Regions from separate parts of the Homo sapiens genome. Here all the other regions are linked to region 3. A link is an interaction called in ENCODE POLR2A ChIA-PET data of the cell type or tissue named here. Cell type or tissue: OCI-LY7. All regions are shown on one strand. Region 1 overlaps MS4A1 (membrane spanning 4-domains A1). Region 2 has its middle 24 kb from the start of LINC00301. Region 3 overlaps MS4A13 (membrane spanning 4-domains A13).

What was found. Peaks named below come from ENCODE experiments on the same cell type or tissue, not always from the same donor. Only the 100,000 strongest peaks of a DNase experiment are listed, where the experiment ranks them.
Region 1: POLR2A ChIA-PET joins it to region 3 with 7 read pairs; 3 of 35 experiments call an interaction of 5 or more read pairs at or near these places.
Region 2: POLR2A ChIA-PET joins it to region 3 with 5 read pairs; 3 of 35 experiments call an interaction of 5 or more read pairs at or near these places.

The regions. Positions count from the first base shown.
Region 1 is chr11:60,464,601-60,468,600 of GRCh38, forward strand. It overlaps MS4A1 (membrane spanning 4-domains A1), which reads left to right. Exons shown (of 8, transcript NM_152866.3): 6 at 1,321-1,557; 7 at 2,359-2,460; 8 at 3,650-4,000. The coding sequence ends at 3,868. Among named protein-coding and RNA genes, the nearest start is that of MS4A1, 11 kb to the left of the region's middle. In OCI-LY7, no CTCF peak of the experiment used is centred here; no DNase peak of the experiment used is centred here; H3K27ac peaks cover 358 bases.
Region 2 is chr11:60,589,416-60,593,415 of GRCh38, forward strand. It overlaps the pseudogene MS4A19P. Among named protein-coding and RNA genes, the nearest start is that of LINC00301, 24 kb to the right of the region's middle. In OCI-LY7, CTCF peaks have their summits at 373 (motif pointing right) and 573; no DNase peak of the experiment used is centred here.
Region 3 is chr11:60,527,582-60,531,581 of GRCh38, forward strand. It overlaps MS4A13 (membrane spanning 4-domains A13), which reads left to right. Exons shown (of 7, transcript NM_001012417.3): 6 at 1,784-1,879. Among named protein-coding and RNA genes, the nearest start is that of MS4A13, 14 kb to the left of the region's middle. RefSeq lists a silencer at 1,484-1,633. In OCI-LY7, no CTCF peak of the experiment used is centred here; a DNase peak (open chromatin) is centred at 1,550; H3K27ac peaks cover 932 bases.

The DNA of each region.
Region 1 (4,000 bases), 63 kb before region 3:
GAAAATAATAGACCTTTCTGAAAGCCCTATCATTTCTCCCAGATCACCATTTAGGAAAATTATCTGATCAATGTCATGATTGATTCAAATTCTAGCTAAGCCATTTTTTGGCCGTAACATTGAACAAGTCAGTTTACCTCTATGTTCCTGAGTTTTCACCTAGAAAGGAAGGGTAACAGTCCTTGCTACCATGTGACGTCCAATGGAGATGAAAGGCAGTAGAGTGTGTGATGGTGCTTCACAGGCTATAAAGTACTACACTGTGGTCTTGCCCATAAAACCCCTAGGGACTCATCTAGATCCAGAGGAAACTGGCCTGCAGAGCTGCTGATGCTGTATGGATGAAAAGAGTTTAGCAGCAAGTTCGCTCCCAAAAAATTCCTCCCCCAACACTGTTACTAAACTGTGTCACTTTCATAATCAATGAGGGAATGGGTGGATTGAGATGGTTCCTGTCTTAAAGTGGCCTGACACACTCAGTTTGGGGGGAAAACTTTTTATGAACATCAAATTATTCTCTAGATACAGCCAGATTTACTGACTTGCCATGTGTAGGTCATAGAGCCAGGAATGAAATATGCGCAGCATAAAATAATAATCAATAATCCCATATCATTATGGTACTTGTTATTTATATTTTCCTGTTTCAACCTTTTATCATCCCTGCAAGGTAGAACATTCACACTGATATTTTCTTACCTATGCTACCCAAAGACATCAGCCCTAATTGTATTTTGGAAGATAGCTGACTGGGGCTGATTGCAACCTATGTCAGCAGGAATAGATGTTGTTACTGTTGTTGCTTCTGCTTTTTTTATTTCCATTTATTTGATAGTACAGATCTAGAGGGTTCTATCTGAACCTTCCCAACCTATACTTCATAATACCATCCCACTAAAGTGTGATACAAGAAACTTCTTCACTCTCTTCCCTCTACCTATTTATGAAGGCAGATAATAAACTGGATAATATTTATCTTCACTTATTCAACAAACATTTATTGAGTGCCTACTAGGATGGTGGCAGTGGCAGTGAAGGAAATGCAAGGATACAAGATATAGAATCAAGGGTTACTCTTAGAATTTTTGCTTTATAAAACAGATGGATGGTGAATGAGATAGGGAAGACTGAGAAAAGAACAGGATAGAGACATGATTTTATTTTATAGTGACAAAGAGGCTAAAAACAACTGAGAGAACTTCAGTATATTTAGTTGTAGTTGCTTTGTGAGTCAGGGCAGTTGCATTTGGAATTCCCTCCCAGATTATGTTTTCCAAAGGGAAATCAAACCCAATTAATAAATCTGTGTCTCCATTTCAGGTCAAAGGAAAAATGATAATGAATTCATTGAGCCTCTTTGCTGCCATTTCTGGAATGATTCTTTCAATCATGGACATACTTAATATTAAAATTTCCCATTTTTTAAAAATGGAGAGTCTGAATTTTATTAGAGCTCACACACCATATATTAACATATACAACTGTGAACCAGCTAATCCCTCTGAGAAAAACTCCCCATCTACCCAATACTGTTACAGCATACAATCTCTGTTCTTGGTAAGTGTTCTTGGTAAGTGTGAGATTGGATTTCTCTCCAGGGAGGAAGGATGACTTGTTTATTATGAGCATGAACTCTGGATCCAGACCACCTGAGTTTGCTAGTTACTGTCTGTGTGGCTTTGGGAAAGAATTTTAACCACACTGTGCCTCAATTTCTTCAACTGTAAAATGGGGATGGTAACACTATTTATCTAATAGGGTTGTTCTGAGGAATAAATAAGTTAATATATACAAAGCATTTAGAACAGTGTTTGGTACACAGAAGTGCTATATAAGCATTGGCTTTAACATTAATTATTCTCAACATCATTAATGGCATTAATATTTACCATTATATTAACTAAGATGAGCATAGAAGAAATTCCTAAGATGTTATGAATATCTTTTGCCCAAGGACTTTTAAATGTAGAGTTTGAAAGAGATAAAAAAAAATGCATCTCCCAAGGATGAAGAGGTCTCCTAGGCATGATGCCACACCAACTAAGGCTGAATACAATTTAATTTGAGACTCATTACTTATTCTTTCCTATACAGAATTGATTCTTCAACTGATTATTCATACCTTACTTTCTATCAGCAATACACATTAACCATCTGTTGTGTGCCAAAAGTTGTGTTAAGAGTTAGGGTTATAAAGATGCTGTCTCCTGTACTAGCAGTTCTCACAGCTATTCATTACTTGTCTAAAGAATTGATCTCTTAATCGTTCAATTATAGTCAACAATAACTTACTGAACACCAACAATGTTCTTTGTGCCATTATTACATTTTCACCTTCATTCTTCTGTTGTTTTTCAGGGCATTTTGTCAGTGATGCTGATCTTTGCCTTCTTCCAGGAACTTGTAATAGCTGGCATCGTTGAGAATGAATGGAAAAGAACGTGCTCCAGACCCAAATCTGTAAGTAGTAGCCCCTCTGGCCAAAACCTCCCTCTAGAAAATCCACATCCACAAAGGATCATTTATGGAGAATGTAATCTGATGAGTTGTTGAAACTAGGAGCTTGATTTAAAAAAAAAAATTGGTCTTGGCATATTTCTAGAAAGCAAATAATATGATGTCTTGAAATTTGAAATAAGTCTGTAGTTAGAGCCTACAGTTCTATATTCTGTGCGTCTTTTTTTTTTTTTTTTTTGAGACAGAGTCTCACTTTGTTGCCCAGGCTAGAGTGCAATGGCGCGATCTTGGCCCAGTGCAACCTCTGCCTCCGGGTTCAGGCGATTCTCCTGCCTCACCCTCCCGAGTAGCTGGGATTACAGGCACCCGCCATCATGCCTGGCCAATTTTTGTATTTTTGTAGAGACGGGGGTTCACCATGTTGGCCAGGCCAGTCTTGAACTCCCGACCTCAGGTGATCCTCCCACCTCAGCCTCCGAAAGTGCTGGGATTGCAGGCGTGAGCCACCATGCCCCACCTCTGTGCATCTTCTTATTAACCTTCCCTGCTGCTTGACTTCAGGCTTCCATCCTGATTTCATGATTCCATATACAGTGTGTAAAAGCAAGATGGTTGAAGGTTGAAGGCTAAGTCACTAGTTCTTTGGTTTCATTTTTCAGTATTCCCCTCTTCCCTCCTTTTCACCTAATTCCTCTTCCAAAACAACAGGTTAAAGGGCTCCACAAATGGGAAATAAAAACAGACCAATAATAGATATATTACTAACTGCTTCAGAACCAGACTGTTAGATTTAGAATTTAGAAATCATCGCTAATTACTTCATTTTGCATTTAAAGAAAAATAGTATCAAAGAGAGAAAATTATTCTCCCAGAGTTATATTCACTAAAGGCAAATCAGAACGAAAATCTAAACTCCTCTATTACTGCAATGTTCTTTTCCCAATACCACGTGGTCATTCCAGGCACTGTGGTCAATGTCTGCTGCCCTTGAAGATTTATTCAGACTTGAGTTTTAATAAATGACTTGATAAGGATATAAGCACCTGCAAAAAAATTTTGGCATTTAAAGGCATATAATAAATGACATAAGTAGCATAAAAACCAGGAGGTATTTGATAAATGTTTGTGGAGATTGTTGACAAAGGTGTCAGTGGTAAAAGTAAAGAATGGTTTGTTTAATTTTCTGTTTTAGAACATAGTTCTCCTGTCAGCAGAAGAAAAAAAAGAACAGACTATTGAAATAAAAGAAGAAGTGGTTGGGCTAACTGAAACATCTTCCCAACCAAAGAATGAAGAAGACATTGAAATTATTCCAATCCAAGAAGAGGAAGAAGAAGAAACAGAGACGAACTTTCCAGAACCTCCCCAAGATCAGGAATCCTCACCAATAGAAAATGACAGCTCTCCTTAAGTGATTTCTTCTGTTTTCTGTTTCCTTTTTTAAACATTAGTGTTCATAGCTTCCAAGAGACATGCTGACTTTCATTTCTTGAGGTACTCTGCACATACGCACCACATCTCTATCTGGCCTTTGCATGGAGTG
Region 2 (4,000 bases), 62 kb after region 3:
AAATCGTTCTTTAACAAAAACAGAGAAACCGCTGGCAAAACAACCAAAAGTAATGATTTCAAAGCATTGGAAATTAATCAAAGCCACAGCTAAAACAGAAAATTATCTAAGAGATACTAGTAAACCTCAGAAAAACGGAGAGATCTATAATGTTTTAATTTGAGGCTAATTTCCATCCCCTCTCCCTTCAAGCTCCTTGGCAGAGTATGTATGAAAAGCCAGCAGTATAGCAACCAGCTGAGAGGACCAACATCATGTGATGCTCTATTAAAAGTGCCATCATCTGAGCACAGTCAATATTTTGTCTGAAATTGCATCTCTGTTCCCAGGATATTTTGGCTATTTTTTGGATAAAGATTTCCGCTCAGTGAAAACAAAGTCCTACCACTAGATGGCTTAAACACTATCAATCTGCTAGCAATAGCACAGCTTAATAAGACTATGAATTCAGGTAAATAAGGGCTTGGTCAGAAATTTAAAAGACGATCCTGAATAACTAGATAATCATAAGGAGCTTTGAAAAGCTCTGACATATTCTTGGAGATCTAAAGTCCCTCACAAATATGGAAAGCTATGTGCATGCCCAGGAAGCAACAAAGAAAGAAGAAAGGCCCACCACTCATTTACCTCTGGCTGACTATGAGGCCCTAGGCAAGGAAGAAGTGAAAGCTGAAGCTGTCTTATAAACTAACTGAAGTTTTAAGCATATATTCTCATACACACTCTCCTTGGCAAAGGATTATTGACTGACATTAAATTACACTGAGCCAGGGATGGCTCCTAGGAAGCAGATAACCCATGGGCTTGACATTGAGGGAATAAAATATTTGCAGAATTAATCCAGGAAACTTAACAAAGACAAAGGAATAAGAAAAACAACAACAACAAAAGCAAAAATAGCAAACCCTGGGGGTGGGGAAGCAATTAAATACCAAATATGCTACAATGTATTATGTAAAATGTCAATTTTTCTAAAAAACATAAAACATGCGAAGAAACTGAAACATATTTTACATACACAGGAGAAAAAAAGCAACCAACAGAAAAATATTCCTATGGGGGCCAAAATTTGGTACTTTAACTACTCAAAGACTTTAAATTAGATCTTTTAAGTATGGTCAGAGAACCAAAAAAAAATTGTTAAAAGAATTAAAAGAAAGCATGAAAGTGATATGTCACCAAATACAGAATATCAATAAAGAGATAGAAATTATAGATTTTAAAAAATTAATACATTAATTGGATTTCCCATAGAAATCACTTTAAAACATGACTGAAAGTATACACAACAAGAAATAAGGCCATCTCCAGTGATGCCAGGCACAAGTTCAGCTCAAACCATCCTAGACTCCAGACTAGTCCTACGGACCCAGACTCTACACCTGCCCTAGCACCAGGCCAACCCTAAGCTGCAGGCCAGTCCCTGTAGCCCAAGTCTCCAGAGGACCCAGGGTCTAGGCCTGCTCCAGCAGACCCAAGGTCCAGGCCCACCCCAGTGCACCCCATTGCCAAAATGAGCCACATGGAATGAGGCACCATGACCACCCTTGCAGACCCATTCCAATGCCCATGGACTCAGGACCCAGACTCATCCTTACAGACTTGGTTTAGACTAGCCCCAGCACCAGCCCAGCCCCATGGACTCAAAATGCAGACCCATATCAGTGGTCCCAGGTGCCAGGCCCATCACAACATCTGAGTGACCCCTAAACAGTCAGGCTCAAGGTTCACACCAGTATCAGCTCAGCTCTTGTAGACTCAGGCTTCAGGCTGGCCCCCATGGATACAGGCCTCTGGCCCATCCCCATATGCCAATCAACAAGTCCACCATGGTAGATCAAGGCTACAGGCACAACTCCACAGAACCAGGATTCAGGCCTACCCACCTGCTAACCTGGTATCAGGCCATCTTGCCTGAGGACTCCAGCAACAAGCCAGCCATACCAGATGTCCTGCCCAGAATCTTTGAATGAGCTCACTGGTGAAAGTCTTTTCCAGACAAAGCCAGCATGAAAAAACTGGAATAAGGCTCCTACTTCAAATGGACAGATATCAATATAAGGCAAAAAAAGATGAGAAAACAAGAAGACATACCACCAAAAGAACACAATATGCTCCCAGTAGCTGACCCCAAAGAAATGGAAATATATGAACTTCATCATCAATAATTCAAAATAATTGTTATTGAAAGGCTCAAAGAACGTCAAGAAAATGCATATAATTTTATAAAATCAGGAAAACAATAAATGACCAAAATGAGAAATTTTACAAGAGTGAATAAAATTATTTTTAAAAATTAAATTCTGAAGCTGAAAAATAATGAATGAAATTAAAAATACAATAGAGAGCAGCAACAACAGAATTCATCAAGGAGAAGAAAGACTGTGACATTGAAGACAAGGCGTTTGAAAATATACAGTCATAGGAGAAAAAAATGAAAAGGACAAAAAAGTCTATAGGATTCATGGGACAAGATCAAGAGAGGAAATATTCAAAATATAGGAGTTCAAGAAGGAGAAGACAAAGACAAATGGGTAGGAATATTATTAAAATAACATAAGAAAGCTTTCTAAATCTGGGAAAAGATATAAATATCCAGGTACAGGAAGGTCCAAAGGTCTCCAATTAGATCAATCCAAGCAAGATTACACCAAGATATAATCAAACTGTCAAAAATCAAAGACCAAGAGAGGCTCCTGAAAGCAACAAGAAAAAAAGAAGTAACTAATGTATAAGAAAGTTTCAATAAGGCTAGTAGGAGATTTCTCAGCAGAAACCTAACAGACCTGGACAGAATAGGATGATATATTCAAAGTGGTGAAAGAAAAATACTGTCAACAAATAACCCAGGAAAGCTGTTCTTCAAAAATTAAGAATGAAGACTTTCTCAGACAAACAAAAGCTGAGAGAGTGTATTATCCTGTGATGGAAGGGTCAAAGCTTACAAAATTTTAGTTAGTTAGGAGTAATAAGTGCAAGAGACCTTATGGTGCAACATGATGACTGTAGTTAAAAACACCAGATGTAACAGAGGTGTTGGAATTATCACACTGTGACTTAGAAAAGCTATGATTAATATGCTAAGAAATATCACGGAAAAAAGTGGGCAACATGCAAGAACAGATAAGTAATGTAATCAGAGAAACAGAAATTCTAAGAAGTGATAAAAAGGAAATGCTAGAAATAAAAAACCTTTTAACAGAAATGAATCATGCCTTTGATGGGCTCATTAGTAGTCTGGACATGTCTGAGGAAAGAATTAGTGAGTTTAAGGATCAGTAAATAGAAGCATCCAAAACTAAAAAGTAAAGGGGAAAAAAACTGGAAAAAAAAAAAAAAACAGGACAAAAATCCAAGAACTGTGAGATAAAGACAAAAGAAGTAACATGTGCGTAATGGAACTGCCAAAAACAGAACACGAGGGAACGCAAGAAATGTTTGTAGCAATGACTGAGAATTTCATAAAATTAATATCAGACCAAACCACAGATCCAGAAACTTAAAGGACATTAAGCAGAATAAATGCCAAAAACATACACTTAGGAAAATTATATTTAAACCGCAGAAAATCAAATATTTAAAAAAATCTTGAAAGAAGTTTTATTAGTTTGTTCTTGCACTGCTATATAGAAATACCTGAGACTGAGTATTTATAAAAAGAAAAGAGGTTTAATTGACTCACAGTTCCTCAGGCTGTATAGGAAGCAGGATAGCATCTGCTCGGCTTCTGAAGAGGCCTCAGGAAACTTACAATCATGGCAGAAGGTGAAAGGGAAACAGGCATATCTTACATGACAGGAGCATGACCAAGGTGCGGGGAGGTGCCACACATTTTTAAACAGCCAGCTCTCATGATAATTCATTCACTATCATGAGAACAGAGGGGGAAATCCACCCTTTTGATCTAATCACCTCCCACCAGGCCCTACCTCCAACATGAGAGATTACAGTTCAACATGAGAGATTACAGTTCAACATGAGATTTGGGCAGTGACACAGA
Region 3 (4,000 bases):
TCCCAGCACTTTGGAAGGCCAAGGCAGGCGGATCACTTGAGATCAGATGTTCGAGACCAGCCTGGCCAACAAGGTGAAACCCTGTCTCCACTAAAAATACAAAAGTTAGCTGGGCATGGCGGTGGGCACCTGTAATCCCAGCTACTCCGGAGGCTAAGGCACGAGAATCGCTTGAACCCAGGAGGCAGAGGTTGCAGTGAGCCGAGATTGCGCCACTGCACTCCAGCCTGGGTGATAGAGCGAGACTCAGTCTCAAAATAAATTAAATTAAAAAATTAAAAAAAATAAGGAATATGGGTAAAATGACTTTTCACAGTCTTGTCAGCTAAGAGGTCCCAAGTACTTTCTAGCTAAAATGTTATGATTATGATTGTGCATTTCTGCCAACAAAAGTAAATCAAAATTATTTACCTTGGTATTTCAAACTTTCTACATCTTTTCCTTATCCTCCTGTTTATATCATATATGAATGAACACTGTAATTCAGTTAAAACCTGTTTTTCATTTTCTCAAAATGTTATATTGCTTACACTCAGTTTTGTTCTCACATTAAAAACCATAGGTTGTTCAAATATGTATTTTAGCTTTACTCTACTGGTTGTATTTTATGTCTCAATTTTTAAATTATTTTGTCACACTTTTAATTTATGCTATTAAACTCTTTCTGAAACAAGATAGGTTACAAGGAAACAAGCAAATAAAAATTTAAAGTTGCCTAGAATGCTGTTTCCTTCCTTCGTTTTTCTCAGTCCTACCCTTATTTCAAAGGTCCTACCACTTTATGAAGCCTTCCCAGAGAGTAATAGCTTGGAGTGAACCTCCTGTCCCTCCTGTCCCCTATAATGATTGAGCAAGTTTTTATCCATTTTTTATGGTACCTTATATTATCTTTCTGTCTCTTCTACTTCATTATAAACTCTAAGAAATCAGGAAGTTATGTGTCATTGCATTCCTATCATCTAATTCCTACTACCAGATAGTTTCTTGAATATAAAAGATATTAAATAAACCAAACAAAGAAGGAGGAGGAAGAGTTAGAGAAGGAATTGAAAGGGAGAGAATTATGATGTCATTCTTTCTAGTTCTGAGTATCATTCTTGTCTTTCCACAGCCAGCACAAAACCCACATTTTCAGGATGAGTACCAATATTATTCACATAACTAACCAATCGGATTTGTAGTTGAAAATATCTTTCTGATAGCAACAGAAGGGAATCTGTTTTATTTATCCCAGCAGTCACAATCACCTTATGCTTCCAAGTTAAATGTTCTTTGAACTCTTTTTGAATGTATTAATCATTTTAAATGATATTAGAGCAATATATATGTGAGAGTTTTATCACCATGTATGTAAATTTAAGAAGGGTTGTGATTAATAATAGCTGTTTTAATAGAAAAGGATTGCTTGATAAATCTGTTGGTGGCCATCTTATCATTAGAGACAGGAAAGTCAAATCTTACTAACTGGAGAGTTTAGATAGTGAGCTGTGCCAGCGACTCTGTAAAAGCTGTCAGAAGTGAGACAAGAATGCTAAGCAATGGAGATCAAATGCAGAAGCCACAGATGCTGAATTGAGGAACTGAAAGCTAGGGAAAGTGTAGCAGAGGGCAAAGGAGTAGAAATGTCTAAGGAAATCAAATGGTGAAAGGTTTATCTGTTCTTATTTTCCTTCCTTTTTTTTTTTTTTTTTTTTGACTCTCATACCAGTAGCTCCTTCCATGATCATGTTTGCACTCACTAAAGATAATAGCATTAAGATTTCTCCCTGTTTTTTGGTTATAGAAACTTGGGAGGGAAGTATCACGTATTTTACTGTTCTTCTACGGTTTGGAATTTTCTATTGCACTTACACACTCAATATACAGCTGTTCCAATTTGGTAAGTGTTTACCCACTCTCTGGCAAATCAAAAGATGTTGATTTCTAGTAACTACACTCTATGAGAAGATGAAGTGCACTGATACAAAATATTTAGAACTAATATAAATGGAATGTGTGATATTGCCTTTATTTTTTATTTTTGTTATTTTATAAATAGCATAAAATTATAACAGTAATACATGAAACTACATTTAAAAGCAAAAAGCATATAGAGTAAAAAGTGATTTTTCTTTAATATAGTTCTCATCGTATCCACACATCCAATTCTATACAAAAAAAGACGAATACACACACATTCTCTTTACTAATTGTATGTATTATATTCACATTATTTTGTCACATTCATTTTTTGCAATGATTAGAAATATCTTTCCATTACAAAACATATCTAAATAATGCCTTTTATTGCCTTCATTGTTTTTCTTAGTATTTAGCATTCCCTAATTACTGCATATGTAGCTTGGTTTCCAGTTTTTTCTAAATTATAAACAATGATGCAGTGAACATTTGAGTATAAATATTTTTGCATACAGGACCACTAATTCTTTAGGTGTTTGATTCCTAGAAATGTCATTGCAGGATCAAGTGTAACAACATCCCAAAATGCTATAACAACTCACAAAAGTTTATGAGAATGATTATTTTCTCACAAGCTTAAAAGACTACATATCTAACATTCATTCATTCTTTCTCAAATATTTACGGAGAGCATGCTATTTGCTAGGCATTGTCATAGGCACTAAGGATGCAATGATTAACAAAACAATGGCCTCTCCATTAGGGAGTTTGCATTCCACTGGGGGAGAAAGGCAATAAACAAACACATAAAATTATAAAATGTCAAGAACTGAAAAATGTTATGAAGTAAAATAAAGCAAACTAAGGAGATAAGGCAAGATTATTTTATGTAGGATGGTCAAGGAAGACTACTATGATCAACAACTGATTGAAATACAGAAACAACTATAAGACTACATGGTAAAAGGATTTCTGAAGAGAGGGAATGAGTTGCATTTCCAGAATGGCTGATTGAGGACATGGTAACTCTCCCTAAAAATGAAATTATAAAACTGAACAAAATTGTCAATGAACAACCTTCTAAAGATTCAGGAAGTTGACCAAGCATACAAGAACTTGAGAAGTGTTTATTTAAGAAAATCTACTGGACCTCAGTAAGAACAGTGCATGTCTGTGGCATGTTAGCTTGGGACTGTTCCCACTCTTCCCACCTGATATGGTTAGGCTTTGTGTCCCCACCCAAATCTCATCTTGAATTGTAATCCCCAGGTTTTGAGGGAGGAACCTGATGGGAGGAAACTGGATCATGGGGGCAGTTTTCCCCATGCTATTCTCATGATAGTGAGTGAGTTCTCATGAGATCTGATAGTTTTATAAGTGTTTAGCAAGTTCCTCATTCACTCAGTCTTCTTTCTCCTGCTGCCATGTGAAAAAGGTCCTTGCTTCCCCTTTGCCTTACGCCATCATTGTAAGTTTCCTGAGGTCTCCCAAGCCATGTGGAACTGTAAGTCAATTAAACCTCTTTCCTTTATAAATTACCCAGTCTTGACAAGTTTGTTATAGCAGTGTGAAAACAGACTAATATACTACCCCACCCTCAGATTCCGTTACGCAGAAGTTTACCTTGGTGGGTCAGACTGTGAGGCCCAGCAGCCTCATTGCTTGAGATGACTAGTTTTATTTGGAACAGAGCTCAGAAAGTTCCAAGACCAAAAGCGTTATTAAAACAACAGTAATCCCAGTGACAAACAAGCAGATAAGGCCAAGGTCACTCCTAGCCTGACTAAGATCACAATACTTGTTGGGGCAAAAAATTTACTAGCAACCAACCAGAAACTCAACAGAGAAATTTGAAGAACAGGACAGCCACAGTGGACCTTGATAACTTCCTACTTTTCCCCTGTAGTCTGGAAGAATATAAATATGTGCAAAGCTATACACATACTAAGGAGACAGGAGAAGGTCCTAGTGAGCCCTTGGTTGAACAAGAGGCCTTGCAAAAATAAAGTAAAAGCTGGGGCAACCTCAACTTTGAATATATTGCTCAAGCTACACTGATTCATTGGGAAAGGGTAGAAGTCTTACTGGCTCAAGGTGTCTA